2 separate regions of the Homo sapiens genome follow, and region 2 is linked to region 1. Evidence: chromatin contacts called from ENCODE Hi-C or POLR2A ChIA-PET data. All regions are on one chromosome and are shown on one strand. Each heading gives the region's core, a stretch centred on a gene start or an enhancer-like site at or near the end of the contact. The rest is flanking DNA. Distances are from core to core; before and after follow the strand shown.

Region 1 (5,524 bases), core at 951-3,450:
AACCTTCCCACTATTTTTCCAAAACCTTCACCACCCATTCCCTGTTCTCTTAGTTCCTCGTTAATGATTCTTTCTGTTTCCTTCTTAGACTCTCTCCTTCCTCTGCCTGTCCCAGAAATGCTGGTGTTCCTGAGAGTGCCGTCCTTACCCGTTTTCTTCTCTTTCTTTCTTTCTTTCTTTTCTTTCTTTCTTTCTTTCTTTTTTTGAGACAGAGTCTCGCTCTGTCACCCGGGCTGGAGTGCAGTGGCGTGATCTCGGCTCACTGCAACCTCCGCCTCCTGGGTTCAAGTAATTCTCCTGCCTCAGCCTCCCAAGTAGCTGGGACTACAGGCGCCTGCCACCTCGCCTGGCTAATTTCTTGTATTTTAGTAGAGATGGTGGTTTCATCGTGTTGCCCAGGCTGGTCGCAAACGCCTGAGCTCAGGTAATCCACCTGCCTTGGCCTCTCAAAGTGCTGGATTACAGGCTTGAGCCACTGCACCCAGCCTCTTCTCACTCTTTCTATTCCCAGAGTCACCTCACTCTTTGGTAGACATGGTATTCTCTCCAACATTTAACCCACTCCACAAATGTAATCTCATCTAGTCATGGTAATTCTATCCCCCTCGGCAATAATTTGTCTGGCATAAAAAGGCCTAAACCAGATTAGACCAAGGAGATTCAATGAGATGTTTGTTTAGGACTTCTGGGAAAGAGAAATCAGTCTTACCCTTGCCTGTGGAATGGGAAGAGCAGTCAATAGCCATAGCAGCCATTTTGTGGCATGAGGGGAACTGGGTTTGTATATGAAGTCAGTGGTGGGGAGAGTAGAGCAGTGAGACGGGAACATCTCAGGTTCCTAATGACATTGTTGGATCAGAGAAAATACCCACTCTGCCCTGCCACTGGGCTCCTTGCTTTGCAAGTTGATACACTGGCATATTCCTTAAGTCAGGCTGAATCGGGTATGGGCGACCTGGAGCTGAAGGCATTCCACTTCATTCACATTTACCACCATAAGGTCTCTCAAGCTCACTTTCCTCGGCTGCAGGTCTACCAACACTTCCCAAGCTCCCTGCTCCTCTTCCTGGGTTCCCTACAATTCATTTTACTTAACCAATAAGAACTGGGTGCCCGCCATCATCCCAAGCTCTGTTTTAGACATGCAGACAGGGAATGAAACAAAGTTGCTGTCATTGCGGACCACTGAAGGAGGCATATGATAAACAAAACTATCTTCTGAATAAATGAAGTAATGAATAATGCAGTGTAGGAACTCTATCAATAGCGAGTGAAAAGCTTATTATCTACAGACTATCACACCAGGGGCTGGTACTCACTTAAACGGCACTAGGAAGTGAGTGTCAGATGCTGTTCCGGCAGCCCTTGGCGTCTAACAAGGTAAATAAGACGGGGCCTGTCCTCTGGAGCCCAGAATCCAGGAAGAAAGGCGCACATGTATTGAGCGCTTGCTTTTCAGGCCCCGTGGAAGTGCTTTACGGGAACCATCTCATTTAATCCTCCCTGACTCTAGGAGGTTCTCCCAGGAGAGACCGCTCCAGACGACATCAGGCCTACAAGCCAAGAAATGCAGCAGGCCTCTAGAAACTGAGAAAGACCCCCAGATGACAGCCAGCAAGCAAATGGGGGCCTTAGCCCTGCAATTGTATGGAACTGAATTCTGCCATTGAGCTGGACGTAGATCCGTTCCTAGAGCCTCCAGAAAGGAGTGTAACCTGCCAACGCCTTAATTTTGGCTTCGTGAGATTCCAACCAGAGAACTCACTAAGCCACACTGCGACCCGGCAGGCTGGGCAGTGCAGCGAGCTCTGGAGAGTGCGCCCTGACCCGGGGTCCAGGCCCGGTCAGTGTGACCTTGCGCGAGTCACGGTCGTCCTCCGCCCGCCAGGCCCCGGACGGCGTCTGCAGGGTCCGATTCCTGGGGATTTCCCGACGCCCCTTCCCCCGAGGTTCAGGGGCTGCCTGGGGTGCCGGGGAGGGGGGCCGAGGGATGGGGGACCTGGGGCTAGAAGGGTGGCACTGAGACCCGTAGGGAGGGGGCCAGTGAAGTGAGTAAAGGTGGATCGACGAAGAAGGAAATCCTTGGGGAGAGAACCACCGACGCGCGCTTCTTTCCCCCCCCCGCCCCGCCTCCGCCCCCGCCCCCGCCGCGCCGCCTCTCTCCCGCGCTCCGGAAGGCCTGCGTCCCCGCTCCCCAGCCAGGCGCCACCACCTGCCGCCCAGGCAGCCAGGCGACTCTTCTTTCGCGGGTCACGCGGCCTGACTCAGGCCCCTGCTCCTGTGGCCCCGAAACTCGCCGTTCGCTGGGCCTTGCGTTGCACTCGGCGTGCAGTTCCCCCTCGGCTCGCGGCCACTTGGTCCGCGCCGCCTGCGTCCTGTGTGCCGAGCCCGCCCGCACTGCGGGGACAGGCCGGGCGCCGCCCACGCCGCGCTCTGCCGGGCGCACAGTCTGCCTGGGAAGCGCGCGGCCGGGCGGGCGGCCATGGCGCGGCACGCTGGGAGGTAGCGCGGCGGCTGCAGGAGCGCACAGTCGGCCATGGCCCGGCGGCGGCGCCGCGCCTGCATCGCTCTGTTCCTGGTGCTGCTCTTCGCCTTCGGCACCCTCATGGGTCTGCGCACGCTCAAGGCTCCGGACGGACTCCCGGCGCTGGGCCCGGGCCTGGAGCTGGCGCCCTTTGAGCGACGCCCAGAGGGGGCCCCCGCGCCCGCTGCCAGGGCCCCGGCAGCCCCTGCCGCGCCGCCCCCGCCGCCGCCGCCGCCCCGCACCGCGGACCCTGGCGGCTCCCCTGGGCCGGCACCCGCGGAGGCCGAGCCCGCCCCCGTGCAGAGCCTGCGCGTCTACTCGGACCTGCACGCCTTCTACTACTCGTGGTACGGGAGCCCGCGGCGCGAGGGCCACTACATTCACTGGGACCACGTCATGGTGCCGCACTGGGACCCCAAGATCTCGGCCAGCTACCCCCGCGGCCGCCACAGCCCCCCAGACGACTTGGGCTCCAGCTTCTACCCGGAGCTGGGGCCCTACAGCTCCCGGGACCCCGAAGTGCTGCGGGAGCATATGACCCAGCTCAAGGAAGCCGCCATCGGTGAGCGCCCCCCACCCCGGGCGGCCCTGCCCCCCAGCCTCACCCTTCCTCCTTCCCACACCCCAGCTCCCTCTGGTCCTGTCACCGGCCCTTTGGTCCCACTTATCCGCCAGCCTGGCTTCTTAGCTGTTCCCTCCCACTCTCATCCTGGGCCCACCATGCGACACCGCCCCTCCGTCTAGTATTCAGACCCCCCAGCTGGGCCCTTCCATCCCTAACATCCAGGGCCCTTCCCATAGGGCGGAACTGCTAGGAGTTTGCACCAGGAGAGGGAGGCAGAGTCTTCAAATTTGTTGGGCGATGGGAAGTGAGGCCTGGAGTCCTGGCCCGCAGGTTCTGGGGTTCAGAGGAGTGGAACTTAGGGCGGCCTCTGCTTTCATGGCAGGTACAGGGTAGAGCAGCAGCCGTTCCTGCTTTTGCTGGCTGCAGAGAGGAAAGTGTGCCCGTGTTCCATGAAGGCCTCTGCTCTATTTGCAGTTGGAGGTAGTGTTGGGGGTTTAGAGGCTTTTCATCAAGCACCCAGCTGGAGGGAAGGTCCCAGGGCGCCTCCTTCGTAGGCTATGGAGGGGAGGCTCACTTATTTCGGATTTCGTCACTGAATTTTGCTGGATTTTACAGATGGCCTCTGCTCAGGGCTCTTCTCCATGCGGGACGTTAGGGTTAGGGGTGCTTCTCTTCTTCAGAGGTAGGCCTGTGGCTTCCAGGTGGGTGTGGCACTGTCCTCCCATTCCCTTTGTTCTACTACTTGCTGAGGCAGTCTAAAGCCTGGCTCCCTTCCGGCCTGGCGCGCTACGGTTCCCGCAGGCGCTCCGCTTCAGCACCGCGGGCGTGGACAGCTCCGGGGCGCGAGGCTCTGGGACTCATCTGCAGGAAGTGAACCTGGCAGGAGGCTTGCTTCAGGTTTTTAGGAACCATTTTTGCAATTGGAGATGTTTGTGAGGAAAAAAATCTCTGTTGAGGGGGGTACTGTGTGTCTCTGAAGTGGCCTCTGTGTTGCGTCTCAGGCGTCCTGGTCCTGTCCTGGTACCCACCTGGCATGGCTGATGATAACGGGGAGCCCTCAGATGACCTGGTGCCCGCCATTCTGGACACCGCCCATCAGTACAGCATCCAGGTGAGTCTCCAAGAAGAGGCCACGTGCTCTCTGCCCTATTCTGGAGAGTTGCTCTCCTCCGCCCACAGGGTTAGTGCCTCTACAGAAGTTCTTGGCAGTAGCCCAAAGGGATAACAAATATGTGGCAAGTGTGGTTTTGGGGGAGGGTTCAGATAAATGGTGCCTATGTTGCTCTTAGTTTTTTGAATTCTAAGAAAACTGAGAAAACTAAATATAGGACCAAGAGAAGACTAAATAATTATCACTTTTGTTAAATAATAATAGAGGTTAGGTTGTAAACCCTGGTGGAAAAAGGGTAGGCAAGAGCCAAAGGGACCTGCAGACTCAACTCTCTAGTGGGAGGCAGTGCTGGACCTCGAGGAGTAGGCAGGTGTTCTCAGCAGGTGGGCTCACTTTCAAGAGGAAGGACGGACTGGACGAAGCATTTCCCCACATGTGCCAATCAAGTAAGTCATCCCTTGCTTCTGTGGTGAAGGAAGAAAAATGATAGAGAAAGAAGAAAAGCCCCACTCCCCTATTCCTGAAGAGAATTCCACCACTGACATGTCTAACAGATCACAGCAGTTTTCCACTGACACAGCTTCAGCATACTTATTCCACTGTTTCAGGCAGCTAGCACCAACCACTTGGAGCTGGCACAAGGTTGAAACCTATTAGCCACCCTGTAACAGCCCACCAAAATGATTCCCACATGCCCTGCTGCGGGAGATGGGCAAACTGCTCACCCCTGTTTTGGCCTTCAAGGGCAGCAGCTGCCTTTATCTCTACTGTGCCCACCACTGCCAGGCCCTCTTCTGAACTCAGCCTCTCCTCCAGGCCATGGTTAGATCCTGAGCCTGATATGTTGTGGCCCCTAGATAGACACTCACCTGACCATTACTCCTCTGTTTGTGGCAGGTGGCCTTCCACATCCAACCCTACAAGGGCCGGGATGACATCACTGTACATGACAACATCAAGTACATCATTGACACGTAAGGCTGCTCTGGGGGCCGGGATTTTGGTGGGGATCAAAATGGAGGTAGGGATAGAAGGTTTGGAGGGGCAGGTCAAGAGACACAGGGCATAATGCCTGTGTTTCCCAGCAGCTGTTTTATAGTAAGAGAGTACTGGGCCTAAAGTCAGGCAGCCTGGGTTTCAATTCCTGTCCTGTGGCTTCTAATCTGTGATGAGGCAAGCCTCTTAACCTTTGAGTCTTGTGAGAATCACACGAATTAATATATGTGAAAGTAGCTTCTACAATGTAGGCACCTCATTTATTCATTCAGAAAGTATTGAATGAAGGCCAGGCATGGTGTAATCCCAGCACTTTGGGAGGTCGAGG
Region 2 (5,524 bases), core at 890-3,389, 250 kb after region 1:
TCTCTCCCGGGGAATCCCTAACCCCGCACTGCGTTACCTGTCGCTTTGGGGAGGCCGCTGCCGGGATCCGGCCCCGAACAGCCCGGGGGGGCAGGGGCGGGGGTCGTCGAGGGGATGGGGGCAGAGAGCAGGCGGCGGGCAGGATGCCCGGGGTGAGTTGGCGAGTTCCGGATCTTCGCTCCTCTCTCCCGGGGCTCGGGCGACGCAGCCTACCGGGCTGTCTTCGCCGCTCACCGGAGAGGGTCGTCCGGGTGTTTGGTTTTGTTCGAAAGTTTCTGGGCTTTTTTTTTTTTTTGTAAAATCCAAAGCAACCGAACAAAAAGAGTCCAGGCCGCGCGGGCGGGCTGCGCGCCCGCGCCCTGCAGCGCGCCGGCGGGGGCCCGGCCCGCGGGGTCACTGCACTGAGCCGGGCAGTGTGTGGTGGTGGTGGTGGTGCAGCGCCGCCGGCGGGGGCGGTGGGGGCGCGGAGGGTGGCGATGCGCCGCCCCCGCCAGGCCCTAGCTCCCCAGGCGCGTATACATCGTCCATGGGCGGGTGGCCCGCGCCGGCCGCAGGGGTCATGCGCTTCTCCTTCTGCCGCCGGTTGCAGAACCAGACGCGCACCACCTCCTTCTCCAGCTGCAGGCTGTCTGCCAAGCCGGTGATCTCGTGCGCCGAGGGCTTGGGGCACTTGAGAAAGTGGCTCTCGAGCGCGCCTTTGACCCCCACCTCGATGGACGTGCGCTTCTTGCGCTTGCGGCCCTGCGCCGCGATCTTGTCCAGGTTGGTGGGGCTGCCGCTGGACGAGTCGGTCTCCTCCAGCCACTTGTTGAGCAGCGGCTTGAGCTTGCACATGTTCTTGAAGCTCAGCTGCAGGGCCTCGAAGCGGCAGATGGTGGTCTGCGAGAACACGTTACCGTAGAGCGTGCCCAGCGCCAGCCCCACGTCGGCCTGCGTAAAGCCCAGCTTGATGCGCCGCTGCTTGAACTGCTTGGCGAACTGCTCCAGGTCGTCCGAGCTGGGCGCATCCTCGTCCGAGTGCTCGCCCACCGATGAGCCGCCGCCGCCCGCGCCCGGGTGCAGGTGCGCCGCCGCCGCGTGCAGGCCGCCCGCGTGTGCATGTCCGTGTGCGTGTCCGTGGGCGCCCAGATGCGGCGGCGGCGACGGCTCCAGCTGCGCCTCGTGGCCATCCTCGTGCAGCGCGTGGTGCAGGCCCGGCCCCGCGCCGCCACCGCCCGCCGCCAGCATCCCGGCCAGGCCGCCGCCGCCGCCCCCCGGGTAGGCCGCCTGCGCGTACAGCCCGAGCGGCTGGGGCTGGTGGCCCCCGCTGGCCCCGGGCGAGGGCGACATGGCCGGGCCCAAGTGGTGCGCTGTGCTGCCCTGCGCCCATGCCGCGCCCGCGTGGGCCGCCCCCTGGTGCACCAGGCGCGCGTGGAAACCTCCGCCGCCGCCGCCGTCGTCGGCTCGGCCGGTGCCGCCGCCGCCTGCCTTGCCGTGTTCTAGGTGCGGGCCGCCGGCCCAATCGCCGCCGCCGCCTCCTCCCGTGGGTAGCCACTGGGGGTGCGCTAGGCCCACGGGGTGGCCCGCGCCCGCGCCCAGCCACTCGTGGTGCATCAGCTTCTGCACTTCGCGGTACGCGGCCCCTGCATGCAATCGCTCCGCGGCCGCCGCCGCCGCCGCCGCCGCCGCGGCGTCCGGGTGCATAAGCGGCCCGGTGCCCCCGGCTCCGCCACCGGGGCCCCGCGGCAGGTACTGCGCGGTGGTGGCCATGCCGCCCCGCGCCCTGCGCCGCGCCGCCGCCGCCGCTCCGCTCCGTCTGCGGGCCCCGCCGCCTCGCTCCGCCGGCTTAAAGCCCCGACCCGCTCGGCGCTCCGGAGCCCCACCCCGCCCGCCGCCCATTGGCTGCCCGCGGAGCTGCCTCCCGCCTCCCCTGCCCGGCCCCCGCCCCGCGCGCCCGCCCGCCACCCTGCCCGGCCGCCCAGAGCTCTCCATTGGGCGTCGCTCCCGGGGTCCCGCGCGCCGGCCGTGCTGATTGGCCGCTGGGGCTTCATTCACGGCCCCCCTACCGTCCGCGTACACACTCACGCCCCGGGGGCGCGGCCGCCACGTGGGGAGTGGCGCGGGGGTGGCCCTGGGACCGCACCCCCTCTCGTCCTGGCTGTGTGGGCCCCGCTTTCCCCCAGCGCTGGAGACTCCGAGCCCGGCCGGTCCCACATTCCACGCGAGCTGAATTCCCGCCCGCATCCCGCCCGGGCAGCAGGGATTGCCGGCTCCGGGAGGCGCTCGGGCTCCGAGAAGCGGCTCAGCCCCGCGCCCCTCCCTCCTCAGTACCGCTGCCGGCGGACCAGGATTCCCGCGGGTCCTGGCGGCTGCGAGCGCGAGGCGGCGCGGATTCGCGGCTCGGTTCCGGCGCGACTGCTCACCGCGCCCGCCTCGCCTCCCGCGGCTGCCAGCGTGCACTGGGCGCTCCTCGGCGCGTCTGCCCGGCCCGTCTCGGCTTTCCTTCTCCTTCCTCTAGTCCCAGCGTCACAACTCCGCCGACCTCCTCTGCCCTGAGAGCGCGTCCGGTGCGGGCGGAGTCGGACGGACTCTGGCTTCACGCCTCGCGCGGGCACACCTTCTCCCGGGCACTGAGGCCCAGGTGAGTACCGCGCGGGCAGCTGGGGCTGGGACGGCGGGCGGCAGCGGTTCTACAGTCCTACGCGAGCCCCTGGTACCCGGCCGCGCTCCGGGGTTCCAGAAGGAGAAGATCTCGAGGTGGAGACTGTGGCTCCGGGGAAAACGCTGCTGGCAAGGGCGCTAGTTGGGGGTGGACGTTGGGCCCAGGGGTATCTGACCTGCGCCGCTGCAGCCTTCTCGCTCCTTCTCCCAGCTTGAACGGCTCATCGGCTGTGGTCGTGGTGGGATCACGCCCCGGGAGAGGAGAAGGATGGGCTCAGGGAAGGGGCTCGGGCTCTCCAGAAATCCGGCGTGCAGGCCGGGAGCTGTCCAGCCTCGCTAAGAGCCCTGGGCTAGAGTTTGCCCGGACTTGCCTGGAGCTGCTGAAAAGGGAATTGAGATTGAGGAGGCCTTGTTGGAAAGGTGGGCAGTGGAATTTAGCTACCTCCTCACGCCCCAGCCCTTGAGGACTCCCTGAAGGATCTTGAGTGGAGTCGGACCTCACTGCAGTTCCTTTGTGCCTTCTTACCCGACCTTGGGCCCCAGGCTGAGGGTACTGAGCTGTGTTTTCTCCTCTTCCCCACACCGAGGCTTGGGTCCCAGGGAGTCTTCAGCTGCCAGTCCTCCCTCTTTTCTCTCCTGGATCTAGCCTCAAGTGGATTTATAGCTTACAGGGCCCTGGGGTCCCAGATCACAGAACTGAGCTGGGGGCCCACCTAGGGCCCCACTGGGCAAATCAGGTCTGTGGAATAAATCCTTAGATTGAAAAAAGTTGCTGGGGGCTCAGGTGGCAGCTGCCATTGGAACGATCCAGGGCGGCTGGGACAGAGTTGACAGTGACAGGGGTCACCCTGGGCACAGACTTTGATCATGTGGGCCCTGAATGCCCTAGGACCAGCCAGGGAAGGAGTGGGACAGAGCAGGGCCCTTATCCTGCCATTGGCCACTGTCCTGAGCAGGCTCCGTGGTCCCACCCTAGCTGTAAGAGCTGCGATGGAGCTCTGTGTCTGAACCGAGCTAGAGATACTGGGCTTTCCTGGACTCTGGCCCAGGGAATGGTCACCTTGAGGCAGCCCAGGTCTTTCACCTTTCCCAGGCCTGGGAGGTAGGAGGAAGACTGGGAATTCCGCAGTGAAGTCCATGCTCGTGCCAGCCCTAACCAGGCCTGTGTGATATTGAAGCTTGGGCTTTCAACCTGGAGCTGCCATCATCTCCCTGGGCAAGAGTAACTCTGGTCTAGCCTTCCTAGCTCTTGGTTTTCCTTCCTGTATGTTGGGAATAACAGTACTATAGGCAGCCCACCTGTCTCACTAAGGTAGGTCAGATAGTTATGTGAGACAACGGGGGTGTAAAGCTCTCAGATAGGTGTTTACTTTGGTCGTTTCCATTGTTGCTGTTCAGTGACAGGCAAGGCATTCCCCCTCTCTAACTAAATCTCAGTTTCTCCACCTGTAGCGTGGGATTGCAGAGGTTTGGACCAGTCGACCTCTCTGGCACTTCTCACTCTCATGGTCTGTGATTCTGTGAATCTGTCTCAGTTCCTGTTGAAGGAAGTCTGGACAGCGGGCAGGTGTTTTGATTTCCAGCCTTTGGAATTGCCACTGAGGCTGGAAGAACAATGACCAACAGGCACGGATTTTTTTTTTTTTTTTAAATTATACTTTAAGTTCTGGGATACATGAACAGAATGTGCAGGTTTGTTACATAGGTATACATACAGGCACAGTGTTTTAGCAAGTACTTTTACCTGTACCTCTCAGCCCTGTGAGAGAGCACTGAGATTATTATCTTCATTGCCTAGATGAGGGACCCAAAATTTGTCCAAGGGCACAGGACCTGTGAGTTTTCACTCATCATTCCCCTCATTACCGTGGGATGGGGGTCTATGGAGGCAGCAGCTTTGGCTGGCACAGCAAAGAGAGCCCTTGGCCCTGTTTCTGGTAGGTCTCAAGGGCAGGCCAGGGCCTGCTGGGGCTCCTGAAACCGTCTTCCCATGTCTGTGCTGAATTGAGGGGCATCAGCAGTAGAGCAGTAGCGAGGCTTCTAGGTTATCAGCTTGTCACCCAGCAAATCAAAGTCCCAATCCCACCATGTCCTTTAGCAGCCCTGTGACTTTGTGTGAGCCACATTGCCTCTTGGAGCCTAAGTTTGTGCATCTTACAGTGAGAACAATAATGCCTGCTTTTCAGGATTGCTCTGAGGCTCCACAGATGAAATAAGGCATGCAATTTAGGTGCCCTTTAAATGTTAGATGCTGGCCTGGGCTGGAAAGCAGTTTGAAGCAGGAAAGATATAATTCTTTTCTCTGCTTTGGAAATTTTAGACCTTCTACAGGGATATGGGTTTGGTCTTGAGTCAGAATTTTCTTGTGTTTGAGTTAAGTTTCCCCCAGGAAGTCTTGACATCACTCTTAAGATTCTGTGTGGGACACTAGGGCTGAGACATGGCCACTGGTAGAAACATCTGCAGCTGAGCAACCCCTTTGTCCTGCAGCACCACCTTCTTAGGCCCTGGGGAGAACTCATCCTCAGACCCACAACACGTAGGCAGGGTGTACACACAGAGGTCAGACATCCACGTGACCCATGCAGACACAGAGTGGTGTGGGCATGAGAACAGGTGTGCACACACACACACACACACACACACACACACACAGATACAACCATGCAATTTAGCACAGGACTGAATGTACGGATTCACAATAGGAACACACAAACTTGCACCATTAGGCTGAATATTGATAGTCACACAAAGCAACACCCAGTGGTAAATACAGGCATGTGTCTAAATGGGGAGATACACAGAACCCACACATAGGCTGAAATAGGCTGAAGTAGGCACTGCTTTGCTGACACAGAGATACATGAAACCTAACAGGCTCTTG

Evidence for each region. Hi-C counts contacts between places; a loop is a spot of excess contacts on that map. ChIA-PET counts read pairs that join two places held with the same protein, here RNA polymerase II (POLR2A). Pooled maps may share reads with other maps.
Region 2: a loop to region 1 is called in a pooled map, with 2.4 times the contacts of the local background. The contact joins the promoter of MIR3659HG here to the promoter of MANEAL in region 1. A Hi-C loop is called at or near these places in 1 of 168 maps with a recorded cell type or tissue (sigmoid colon) and 6 of 50 pooled maps. POLR2A ChIA-PET finds 5 or more read pairs at or near these places in 1 of 52 experiments (naive thymus-derived CD8-positive, alpha-beta T cell).

Annotation. Positions count from the first base shown.
Region 1 is chr1:37,791,647-37,797,170 of GRCh38, forward strand. It overlaps MANEAL (mannosidase endo-alpha like), which reads left to right and starts at 2,201. Exons shown (of 4, transcript NM_001113482.2): 1 at 2,201-3,086; 2 at 4,091-4,200; 3 at 5,098-5,174. The coding sequence starts at 2,537. RefSeq lists silencers at 2,108-2,157, 2,418-2,537.
Region 2 is chr1:38,044,995-38,050,518 of GRCh38, forward strand. MIR3659HG (MIR3659 host gene) reads left to right here and starts at 2,140. Exons shown (of 5, transcript NR_168386.1): 1 at 2,140-2,620. POU3F1 (POU class 3 homeobox 1) reads right to left here and starts at 1,799. Exons shown (of 1, transcript NM_002699.4): 1 at 1-1,799. The coding sequence starts at 1,749. The coding sequence ends at 394. RefSeq lists a silencer at 1,860-2,189 and enhancers at 2,102-2,602, 2,603-3,103.